Linked DNA regions of Mus musculus: region 2 is linked to region 1. The links are chromatin contacts, found by Hi-C in ENCODE. All regions are on one chromosome and are shown on one strand. Each heading gives the region's core, a stretch centred on a gene start or an enhancer-like site at or near the end of the contact. The rest is flanking DNA. Distances are from core to core; before and after follow the strand shown. Region 1 holds the start of Ska2 (spindle and kinetochore associated complex subunit 2). Region 2 has its middle 7.3 kb from the start of Mir142.

Region 1 (6,310 bases), core at 957-3,456:
CCCTTTGCTTTTCTTACAATAGAGAAAATGGCTGTAGTGGATTATATTATATTAAAAGATAGGTTTGTGATTCAGCAACATATAATGAGCACCTACTATGATAGGCAGATGTCATAGTGGGAGGGACCATTTGTTAAATGCCCCCTCAAGTGGGGTACAACCTACTTTTCCTCAGCTAATGTTCAATGTCCTCAAAGGTTTCAATCCCTGACAAGGAAGATTTTAGTCCTAGTGTTATACAAAATTAAGCTGAGGCTTAGACTAGCTATCTGCCTAATATAATACAATGAAGTATAATGAAGACCTATAAGTCTCCAGAGACCATGACTTTTTCTAATAGACTATGGGGCTATAGTAACTTTAACAGGCTTTATACAATTACCCAAAATGAAAGGTTTGTTTTAAGACAGGTACTTTGAAGCCAGGCAGTGATGGTACACGCCTTTAATCCCAGCACTTGGGAGGCAGAGGGAGGCGGATTTCTGAGTTCATGGGCAGCCTGGTCTACAGAGGGAGTTCCAGGACAATTGGGGCTATACAGAGAAACCCTGTCTCGAAAAACCAAAACCAACCAGCCAACCAACCAACCAAACAAACAAAAAAGACAGGTATTTTGAAACACTTAATAGTACTTAAAATATTTCTGTTTTATATTTAAATATACATCCTTATCTGAAAAAATAAAATTTAAAAAAGTCTGGGTTAGTTGTTGATACACAAGCTCCTGTCTCAGAACAATATAATTAGTCTTCTTCATGAGTTGACACTGCTGGTTCTTTAAGAACTCCATCAGTTATATGGAAAGGTCTTTGGCCAGGGGCACTTCTAAAACTGTAGCAGCAGCATAAGTGACAGATTTACTTCATCATCACTATTCTAAAACACATGTTTTACATCCCCCTCTAGTCAATTTAATTTCCATCATCAGTTTAGTTGGTTTGCCTTGAATGCTGAAGCATGATCTCTGCCATTGTCCTATAGTCAATTTTGTTTTAAGTCGTGAAGCATTGCTATCCCCAACCCCACCCGGTTCTTCCCTGTGTCTTTCTCAGAGTGACCACAGGTCCTTAGTCTTACCCAGCACACTACTAGACACACAGTAAAAGGGGTATACTTTTAAAGTAGATGTCAGAAGTCATTTTGCATCATGGAACACTGTAAAATTACCTGACATAAAATACTTCTCCATAAACGTAAATGCGCTGAAGAATGGCTGGGGAGAGCATCTGGTTAAATAAACATTGTGATAGGAAATTTGGGTAGATTCCTATAATTTGCATTTTTCGCTAGCGCCCAGAGAAGCCAATTACCGCCAGTCGGTGGGCCCCCTTTGAGAAGCAAAAAGTTACGACAAAGACTGAGCAAAAAGGCAATCACTTCAAACTATATATTGCAGTGTTAAATAAAAAATGTGTCTCAGATGTTGCCAGCGGAGCTCTTCTCCTGCCCGAAACCTTTCCTTTTCTGCTCCATCTCCCTTCCCTGTCCAGCTCAAGACCCCACCTCCATAAGAACCCAGTCATCAACAGTTCGAGTAACGGAAGACGGGACCAGGTAACAAAGAGAAAAAACGTCGTTGCACTTACTAGTCTAAGAGCCTGGGGATTAGACGAAGTTCGGGCCTAAGCCTCTTCCACACCATAAAGAAAATTTCAAAATTAAATCTTTGCCGACGAGCGACCAATCGTAGACGTGGTCTCTACAGGGTTCGTTGTCTTGAAAGGATCAAAGCACAGCTTGGACTACGATTGGCCAAAAGAGCATCACATCCTGGCCAATCGGAACTGAGGCGCTTCTTGTATGAATAAGGAAAGGCGGGCGAGAAGGGGCGGGGAAGCCGGAGAGAAAAGGAGGTGTGTCACGTCGCCTAGGCCCGCAGTGGAAGCTTTTATGTCATTGGCTGCTGCTGCTTCCGAGTACACCAATCGCAAACTCTTTTCCAAGTATGAACTTGAAAGTAGGGACCATAAGGCAGCCAATGGAAAAATTCATATATTCAGCAGCCAATCCCCCTGCGGCGTTTTGTGTCTTTGTCCAACAGGAAAGTGCGTTTTATAACGAGGGGCGTTACCCAGGCGCCAATGGGCGGGCGCCGATGGAACGTACTAGCCAATGAGCGCAAGACGTTGAGTGACAGCTGTCCAATGGAGGGCCTCAGTGCTAGCACGGCTTACAGCTTAAGCGCCTCAGCGGTCTGAGGAATGTCAACTATTCAATATGGAGGCGGAGGTCGATAAGCTGGAACTGATGGTGAGTGGAGAGTGAAGGAAACCTACTGGGTAATTAATGTGCTCCACCGATGGCCTAGAAGGTGAAGCGCATTTTAGAGTCTCCTGAAACTGGGTTGTGGAAGCTGGAACCTGAATTGAGTTCCTTCTTTCTGCACCTACGGGAGCTACCGCCGCCTTGGTCTCTTAACCGCCGCGGGGGAAGGGGTTACATCCGGGGAACTCGTGAGGGAAATGGCGGGAGATGTTGAGGGTGTGGGGCCTTTGTAATTCCCTGGTCCTGGTTTTCTCCTTCATCGGCTCCAGGAGCCGCGCCCGGCACAGATACCGCCTCACGAATTTCTACCTTCCTTGCCCAAGCGTGACTGGAACGGTCTTTAATAGCTCGGAGGAGGAGAGAGGTCGTTTACGTCTCCCGAAAAGGGGGATGGAGGATGAGGTGGGGCAGAAGTCTAGGGGCGCGGAGAAATTCAAGTCCACCATGCACCTACTCGCAGGCGAGCTGGGACAGTCTGAAAGAAGATGCTAGACTTGCACGAGAAACTTGCCCGCGGTTCCGCAGACTGGGCTCTTTGCGGCTTGGGAGAGGAGCCGCCGCGGGGACCGAGCCTGGAGCTCCTTCCCGGGGCGCGAGCGGCGTTGCCCCAGGCCCGGCTTTCTGCTTCCTAGATGCTCAATTCCTTTCCTCTGTGCAAGGAGAACCCTGGACGAAGGCCCTCAGCGGCTGCGGGCAAGGCTGGAGTGCACTGAGCGTCCAGCCGAGTGGCCTTGTCATTCTCCATCAGTGTTCTCTTTATTCCCGCCCTCCCATCCTTCCACTGCCCGCTAGATCGCCGCGCCTTTTTTCTTAGTTTTCTTGTTCTGTCTTCAGACTTCTTTTTGCATGATCACTTTTCTTCCAGATTGATCATCGGACCACCAGCCCCCTTTTAAAAAAATACCAAGATTAATATTAAAAAGTAAAACACTCCATCTGCAGTCTGCCCTTTTTCCCTCTGCGTAGGTATCCGTTGTGTCTGAGCCACTCTCTCCAAGGAAAATCTTGAGTTTGTAACTTCTGCTTTGGAATAGACTTTGGGGTGATCCTGGAAGATAGCGAGTACCACCCCGACTTCCCCATTCCCACACCAGAAGGTGTGAGGCCTCAGTTTCTTTTCTCTTGGGTTAATTAATTCAGGTGTTTCAAACACATTTTATTAGAAAGATTTCCAGTCTTGTTTAACATTGTATTTTAAAACTTTCTTTGTGGAGGGAGTGTGGGGATGGGGGCGGGGGTGGGGGGAGAGAAGAGGAGAAGAATTTTCTGCTGCTTTCCAAATCTTGAAAAAATGAATATTTGACTTAAGAATTTTTCGTGTGTGGGTGTGTGATTACCATCTTAAAATACGCACAAAATGTTAAATATTGTGGTTAGAGTCTATCAAACAACCTGCATGTAAATTCTCTTGTTCCTCTCCCATAGTATGAATTCCTTGCACTGGAATAGGTGGAGATATTTTTACTTGTTAGAGGCTAATTCTGTGTTTTTAACGGGTTGCTTTTTGTAATTGGTGGATCAAGTTCTGAGCTTTATCTAACCCTTCCATTGCAATCAATTCTCAAACTTTTAAAAAATATTGAGCAAATTATCTTAAAGAAAATACAAGTTAAACATCCTGTTAAAGGTAAGTTTTAGGAAGTTATGAGGTTGTTGAACTTTAACATATTTTAGATACTGTATAAATTATGGTCTAGCTTTAACATTTCTTTTTTCAGAGGATCAAAGGAAAACAGCTTTTCCCTTTGTAACATAACCTGAAGTACATTGATGGTAGTAGCATTTACAATTTTCAAGTTACTGAACTTTTTTTCATAACCAAGGGCTTGAAAAACATTATTTTTAACCATGATTTTCAATATTAACTGCTTTTTATTGACTAGACAACAAAAGACATTTCATCTTCACATTGCCATGTTCCTTCCTTTCTTTTAAAAACAGTACCTGTTGAGAAAGTTACTTTCTAAGCCAGAGATAAATGATTCCTTGTGCAATCGTCTTTTATTAGTAGGTCTTTACAATACTTAAAAGGTTTGCTAAGGAGCCCTTGCATATATAATAGGAGTGCCTATTTATCTTTGCAAAGGCAGTAGTTATCTTCACTTGGTAAAAAGTCTAATCTTAATAAATTATTTGATATTTTTCCTGTGTTGACATCTAATTCAGAAAATTAAATTTGCCTTTTAACATTTGTCTTTAAAACCCAATGCTTGGTTAGCAGAGTTAAATATTCCCAAATTTGGGTTTTGTAGCCCAGGATTTGAGGATTAGTATCCCATTGTTTAGTAGATTTGATCTGCCTGAGTTGCTGAACTGGATCATTTAAAGGAAGGTCAGTGAAACTAATGAGAATGTATTTTCTCATCATTTCAGCATTACTAATGGCGGAATAAGCTCATCCATTGTAGGGTAACCTTTGCTCACTAATGTTTTCCCTTCACTAACTGATTGAGAGGTGTTTGTCTCCTGGCCTCCTTTAGTGAACCCACTTGGGATTGTTCACAAAGGCAGTGTAATAGGATACTTGGATTCTGTTTCTTGGTTTACTTCTGACTTTTAAAGAAACATTTTATTCCTCTCATTGTTTTTTTTGATAGTTCTAAGTTTGAAGGGAATGCAGATGCCTTTCTTCACTACCTCAGATATTTTAAGAATGAAAGGTGAGGCTGGGCTAACATCATCTTCAGAATATACTGGTTCCCTGATAATCGCTTCCCATGTTATAGTAGCCTTCAATAAACTCTTGAATTAAAAAAAAAATAAGATTTTTTTAAAAAAGATTTGTTTATTTTATGTATGCGAGTATACTGTCTCTCTTCAGACACAGCAGAAGAGGGCATCGGATCCCATAACAGAGGGTTGTGAGCCACCATGTGGTTGCTGGGAATAGAACTCAGGACCTGTGGAAGAACAACCATTGCCCTTAACTTCTGAGATCTCTTTCCAGCCCCAAAGCACAAGATTTAAGTGCTGCCTAAGTGTGTTTGTGTGTGTGCACATGTGTGCATGTGAGTAAATTCTATAGAGATCAACTGGGTATATAGGTTTGAGAGAGGTATATTTCTCTTTTTCTATTGAGATTTATTTTATGAATATGAGTGTTTTGCCTGCATGTTTGTGACGGCACCACATTTGTGCCTGGTGCCTGAGGAAGTCAGAAGAGGGCATTGGATCCTGTGGAACTCTTCATGGATGATTTTGAGCCACCAAGTGTGTGCTAGGACTCGGACCCAAGAACAAATACTCTTAACCACTGAATCCTTTTCATTTGTTTTTTGAAGTAATTACTCAAAGGACTTGTTTTCTATGGTAGGTAACCCAGACGCTTTGGAAAAGGAGTTAACCAACATTACATTTAGGCAAAAAACATAGTTTTTCACATATTTGCCTTAGTAGTAATTACAGCTGATTTTGTTAATATCAATTATAAAGTTTTTATGATGCCCATGTTAGCTACTAAAGGCTCAGGACATATTACAAAATTCCTTTACATCTGTGCATGTTTATGTCTGAATGCTGCTAATTTCAGGTTAGTCAACAAAAACCAATTATCACTTTGGTCCTTTGCCCTTCCAAAAATATACTGGTATAAATGTTTTTAGGTTTTGGATGTCTTCTGACTAAAATGGCAACTCAACTTTAAGGTCTTTGCACACTGAGCCTTGCATTCCTTTCCTGCTCACTCCTGCTAACGGCTGCTCTGACTTTATTGCACTACTGTACTTTACAGCGAGCAGTGCAATAGTATTGTCAAAGCATCCGCGAGCAGGTTGCACACCTTTCCTGGTTCTTGTCTTACATCTTCAGTATTTGTGAAAAGGTTTCTATAACTTTCAGTGTGGAAAACTGTATAATTTTGTTACTATGTATATTTTTTAGAAAGTCATCATTTGAAAAAATATCATTAAATTAACATTTATCATTTCTGTATGGCACTGAAAATTCATTACTGTACGCTGTGAAGTAATGGCCTGTCTAACTGAATAGTACTTTGTAATTTGCTTCTTTTTGTAATAGACTTGAATAGGTTCTGGGAACTCTTCGG
Region 2 (6,310 bases), core at 1,881-4,380, 640 kb after region 1:
TATATGAGGGTTAGGCAGAAGTGTGAGCATTAGCGTTTTCTTTGAGGTCATAACACCTAGTCCCCACTACAGACCGTGCTGACCTCTCTGCTTAATGCCTCTAGTCCCCAGTCTGAACTTAGCCATGAGGCAATGGAGTGCTAGGCCAGAGAGGAGGCCAAAGGGAAACTGGGCCAGTTCTCTTCAGCAGCATCGTCCATTCAACTCCCAAGTCCTAAGTACCTGCCAACCTGTGCCCACATTTCCCATCCTCTTCCCCATTGTCTTCTCTCCCTCCCTCCATCTGAACCTAATTGTGGCCCCCACCACAACCTGATGGGACACAGACCCTTGTGTATGGCGAAAACATGTCCCTGCTGAGGGCAAGAACCCCTGCGTCCCCGACCTGCTACCTCTGCCAACCATGGCCCTATGACTTCAAATCATGGTGTCTACACATTTTCTTCTCTTCCTTTCTCTTCTCTAATTTTCGTTTTCCTTCTATTATCTCCTTCCTTCTTTTTTCTTTTTTCTTTCTTTCGACAGGGTCTCACTATTGTAACCTTTCCTGGTTTATCTAGAACTCACTGGAACAGACTGCAGTTGAATTCAAAGATCAACCTTCTGCCTCCCAAGAGCTGGGACTAAAAGTATGTGCCACTGTGCCCAGTGCCGAGCTTCTCTACAAAACCCAGCTGACAAAGCTATTGGACCCCTTGGCAAGACAGATGTGCCTGTGTTAGGCCCCAGTGGGAGAGAGAACGCAGGATACCAAAGTGCCAGGAAGATGTATTATTTCCCTTCTTTCTCTCAACCAAGCACTCTACCACTGAGCTACACTCCCCCGAGTTCGTAAACTTTGAGACAGTTCATCAAATTATTCAAACTGGTCTAGAACTTACTCTGTAGCCCAGGCTGGCCTTGAACTTACAGAGATCCTCCTGCTTCTGCCTCCCAAGTGCTGGGATCAAAGGCGTGCGCCACCACTGCCTGGCGTGCTTTGAACTCTTAATCCTAACAAGTAGTTGGCATTGCAGTGCTACACATCTCAATTTGCCTTTCTCCTCCCTCTCATTCTCTCTTCTCTCTCCCTTCCTCTCTCCACCTCTCCTCCCTCTCTCCCTTCTTCTTCCACCCCGCCCCCCCCCCGTGTGTGTGTGTGTGTGTGTGTGTGTGTGTGTGTGTTGCTGAGGTTTGAATCAGGGATCTTGTGCAGAGCAGGCAATATTCTACCAGTGAGATCTATACCTAGTCTTATTTTTCAATGTATTATGTACTTTGCCATCTGCACACAAGAATCAGGATACGACTTAAACCTCTACTTAACTCAAAGTCATTGTTATAAGCCTCCATATTTGTGGTAAAATGATTTCAGGACTAATTATTTTTTTACCCCTTGGATTCACAGCCTGTCAGCTGTCGCGTCTGTCATTCATTCATGGCTGTCTCCCTTCTAGTTTTTCTTGAGCTGGAGGAACAGACGGCCACATTTGGTACATGCTGTAGTGTGGCGGGTGAGTGAGTAAGGCTTAGATCAAGAAAAGCACATGGCTGCTTGCCTAGGTCTTTGGTTGAGTGCAGAGACCTCCATCTGTGGGAGGGTAAGCTCCGGACTGCTGGGGCTGTAGCGCTGAAGGCAGAGAGAATATTGGAGCTAGTGGAGGATTATTAAGGCCTCCACCTTATGAGGGACAGGACCAGACCACATCAGCCTGATTCCAGGAGAAACCATGGCTGTGAGATGTGTCCTCAGAGGTTTTTGCCTCAAGGTGCTGCCATCCTCTGTGAATGTCCCAGGAACAGGAACCAAGGAAACACCATACTGCCCTGTGCTGTTGACATCAACATGAGAACTAGGATGAAAACTATCATCCCGTTGAGTTCTGGCGCTCCATCTCAACACGCCCTTTGGGGAGAGGACAGGCTCTCACACATACAGAGCTCTGTGTGTTGCTTCTGTCTGTGGACCTCCTGCCTGCAAACAGAGGGAAGAGCTTCACGCACCAAGGCAGGGCCCCTAATTGCTTTCCAAAAAGTGCTTCTCCTTCCTTCTCCCCATACCCAGCATCTGCCACCCTCAATTTTTTTTCCCCTTTGGAAAAAAAAATACCTGTAGGGCCATTAACCAGAAAAGGGTGGTAGCACTGGTGGCGCTGGTGATGGGACAGTGTGGTAACTGTCGATTGTTCCCTCCCTCGGGGGTTGAATAGCAAAAGTTCGAAGGGAAAACACAACTCCGTACTTGGGAGGGGAACAAGCCCTAGAAGGGAGAGGGTGCCAGTAACAACCTAGTCTTCTCTGGAACTCTGGACCTGATGGGGACTGGATGACCTGAGACCACGGAGTGACGGGAAAGTCCAGAGACAACCTGGCAGCTTCCCCATCTCATAAAGGCAGCTTGCCGCACTTTCTCTGGGCAGCTGAAGAGACTCACTTCCTCAGCTCCGCCCCCTAGAGAAGCAGCAAGATGGAGGGCGGGTCTCAGACAGAGAGGTGGGGCATGACCTGGGATCCAGGTTTCTGCTGGGCTACATGAGGTAGTGAAGGCAGGCATGTTCGTAAATTAGCCAATTATCAGTCTCTTCTACCGAAGGAGAGAAGAATCGCCCACTCTCTCCTCTTAGAAGTACCAGGACTGGAATTGAACCGATGCCCTGGCAAAAGGATCTTTCCTGACGACTGGGGGCAATAACATGGTGGGAAATTGCCAGTGGCCTGTGGTTCCTTCAGAGCAAGTAGACTTTCATGTGGTAATTTCCAGGTTCAAAACTACATCGGGTCCTCAGTTCCCTTCTCACAGACGAGAACATTTGAGCAGCACACGGAATTAACCTTTCCCCTTGCCCATCACAGCGTGCTTACAGGCTCAGGGGTAGGGGAGGGCAGTCCTCCTTGGGTTCCTTTTGCCTCCAGGAACTCCAACACGCAGTTGGGGCCAGGGGGAGTGCGTAGTTGTGAATCTGCAGACCTCAGCATCAAGGTCCCTTTGGGAGTCAGGCCCCCCAAAACACAGCTATGTTCACTAACCCTCAGACCCTTAGGGGAGGTGAGCTCGGATCCCCTGCCCCCCATCTCCCACCTCCATTTGTCTCCAGCCTCTCACCTCCCCCTCTTGGAACCACAGCCCCATGACGCTGACACTCATGCTCCATTGGTCTACGTGGAGCACATTTGCCCTTATTTGGCTAGGCCAGCTCCAGGCTGGGCCTCCACCTCCAGCCCAGCCCCCACAGGCCTGTGTCTCTCTCACTTCGTCTTTTTGAGGTTTGGCTGTGGGGCCCAGTGGGCGTCACTTCAAACGCACTTTCTGGTTGAGTCACTTTTAACGGCTCAATGCTGTGAACGAACGTCCCCAGGCACCCTTTAGGGTTGGTGGCTAACCCTCCCCCATCTGACCACCGAAGAGGGCTAGGTGGATGGTGACCTTGGGCAGGTTTTGCAGACCACTCGGTGACCCATTTAGTCACATCCACTGTCCCTACTTACAAGCCTGGGGCAGGGAAGTGGACCCTGAGTCCCTCCCATAGCTTTTCCAGCTTTTTCCAGCTCCTTCCTTAGATGGGGATTTGAGAGGACAGACAGGTCCTCATGGGAGAACTGCGTCTTTGGGGGCAATTAGAATTGACTCTTTTGGGAGGACAGAAAAACGGGGTGCAGACTGTCGGTCTGACATTTAGGAAGAAGAAACTTAACCTGGCCGAGATTCCAGTTCCTCAATTCGAAATGGGGATACTGACATTTGTCTTACTGGGTCAGCTCGATCAAATGAGATGCAGTGGACCCTCCTACGGCACGGAGAGTGCGACATGGAAGCCAGGCTAGCTCCTACACGTGATGGTCTCCTCTTCCCTCACCTTATCTTGTATTTCCAGCTGTGTCTTGGGCGTGAGGAATCCTGTGGCAGGCAGGAGGTTGACAGAAGAGTTAGAGAGCCCTTCTGCCCTGAGCCCTCTCTGGACTTTAGGATGTCTACTGTACATCCATGGGTGAAGACGTACAGCTGCCCTGTGGTTTGGTGGGTTTAGAGCATGATACTGTTGCTTCCTCCTACTACTAAGGGTCTTGGACCTTTGTCCTTGGGAATACTCCAGAGTGAAAACAGGTCCTTCAGTCGACTCTATTCTATAGTCAAGAAGGCAGGATTCAGTAACAGGCCCGAGGCTACACTATAAAAGCTCCAAGAATCTTGTCCCTCCATTTTGTGCTCTTGGCTGTCATCTTATCAAGGGTAGGATTTAGGTTGATTGACAGATGGTAGCAAGCACTACTCTCCCAACCCCCTCTCCTTGTTTGCTTTCCTGTGTCAGTGTGATCAGAGGAGTCGAAGCCCAAGCATACACATACTCTTCACATTCACTGTGTGTCCTGGCTTCTCTTATGGCATGGAGAGGTGAATGTGTGGAGCCCAGGATGGATCCTACACATGGCAGGCTCTCTCTCTCTCTCTCTCTCTCTCTCTCTCTCTCTCTCTCTCTCTCTCTCTCTCACACACACACATACACACACACACACCAAGGGGGGGTGGGGAGACAGAGAGAGAGAGAGAGAGAGAGAGAGAGAGAGAGAGAGAGAGAGAGAGAGGGGAAAATACTGTTTAATCTGGAGCCAGAATAGCTATGCACATTAGGCCTTGCACCCATGTGTAGACAGAACTTTCCTTTTTCTCTGCCAGCATCCCTAGGAGATCCCAGAGGAGAATGCTGCTTCTGGTTTTGTAACCACTCCCACAGCTGTGGCGAGGGTGCCTCTCTCCCTTTCACAAGCACCCCCCCACTTCTTCCCCAGACCTTCTGCTTCTTCCCAGACGCTGTGGAAAGAACCTTGCCCTTGGCCCTCACCTCAGCCTGCCTTCTGTTTCTCTCTGTGCTTGCAACTTGGCTTCCTAAGGGCCGGTGTGCTGCTTGAATCCCCGGTCCTGCGATCCCGGAGCGGCTGAGCCAGAGCCCTACAAAACAGCTTCCCAGACCCAGCCATGTGTCCCATGTGTTGGAGCGGCTCCTTGTCTGACAAGACATGAGCATGAGGTTGAATCTGAAAGATGTCTGGACAGAGGAGGCAGAGGCCAAGGGAGACTGCCTGTCCATTCTCCTGGCCTGATAGGGAGCAACCCTCTTGCTCTCAAGGCACTGAGGTGACCCAGGACCCTCCTAGGTGCTGAGCTGACCTCTGCTGGGGACTCAGTTGGGGCACTTCTAGCCACTGACCCTCGCTTTGCTTTTGTGATTGGCTTTACCAAGTTTTGTGGTGCTGGGAGATCAGTTTCTCTCCTTTGTGGGAACTCTTGCTTCAACGCTGGCTCCCTTGAGGGTGGGCCTCTCAGCCTTCTCCACTTCCTGTTTGTGAGTGGTTAGCTCCTGTGGCTTTTTTCTCATCAGAAGCAGGTTATCTGACCTGCCATCTCTGCCTGCTTGTCTGTCTGCCCACTGAGTGAGGCCCCAGGCCCGTGCAGCTGGGGTGAAGTCTTGGTTTTTATCTCAATGCTTTCACTCTGGGCCTTCAATCCTTCTAAGGCAAAGGCCTTAACATAGGCTTTCGAGAGACCTCTTCTCTGCCTCTTCTCTTTGCCCAGTTACCCCTTCCATGTCCTCTCCCACTTGAGTGTACTTCTTCCAGAAGGTCTCTGCTGATATCCGCCCTGCCCCTCTCCCTGGGTCAGCACCAAGGGAGGACTTACTACCCAAAATGTTGGGAGGTACCTACCCAAAATTCCCCTACATCCCCCTGCAGTGACCCTGAGTCCCTCCTCAACTCTACCCCTCCCAGAAACTGAGAGTCCTCCATAGCAGGCCTGTGTGTTTTCTTCAGGCCCGCAGCCCTCATCTCAGCATCCACGGTGGCTGTCCTTAGAGTTAGTTAGGAAGGCACGGGAGGAAAAGACTGGGTTTCTGGAGCTTTCTCAGCCCTAATTTCACTTAGGGGAGATCCCAGGAAATAAGAATCTCCCAGAACCAGGGGCTGGAGATACAGCTGTGTTGGTAGAGTACTGGCCTAGTATGCACTAAGCCTGTGGTCCCAGCACTTAAGGGAGGGGCAGGAGGATCAAAGTTCAAGGTCAGCCTTGATTATCTAGCAAGTCCAAGGTCAGTTTGAGCTACATAGGATCCAGTCTTTAAAAAGGGGGTGGGATGAGTCCGAAGAGATGGCTCAGCAGTTAAGAGCATTCATTGGCTGCTCTTCCAGGGGCATCTGGGTTCAGTTCTCAGCACCAGCATGGCAGCTCACACCTGTCTATCACTCTAATTCCAGGGGAATCCTATACCTTCATATAGACAAACATGCAGGCAAAACACCAATGTAAATAAAATTATTTACAATAAAAATAAATTATTTA

What was found. A loop is a pair of places that touch in the nucleus more often than their neighbours do.
Region 2: a loop to region 1 is called in a map of T-helper 1 cell, with 10 times the contacts of the local background. The contact joins the enhancer-like site here to the promoter of Ska2 in region 1. A Hi-C loop is called at or near these places in 1 of 37 maps with a recorded cell type or tissue (T-helper 1 cell).

What each region holds. Positions count from the first base shown.
Region 1 is chr11:87,107,055-87,113,364 of GRCm38, forward strand. It overlaps Ska2 (spindle and kinetochore associated complex subunit 2), which reads left to right and starts at 2,207. Exons shown (of 4, transcript NM_025377.3): 1 at 2,207-2,250. The coding sequence starts at 2,218. It overlaps Prr11 (proline rich 11), which reads right to left and starts at 1,660. Exons shown (of 10, transcript NM_175563.5): 1 at 1,587-1,660. It overlaps Mir301 (microRNA 301), which reads left to right and starts at 5,950; the gene lies at 5,950-6,035.
Region 2 is chr11:87,746,446-87,752,755 of GRCm38, forward strand. No RefSeq gene overlaps it. Among named protein-coding and RNA genes, the nearest start is that of Mir142, 7.3 kb to the right of the region's middle. Within about 2 kb of position 3,131, at least 1 of the 3 ENCODE cell types and tissues checked has a DNase peak (open chromatin) inside an H3K27ac peak, as active enhancers do.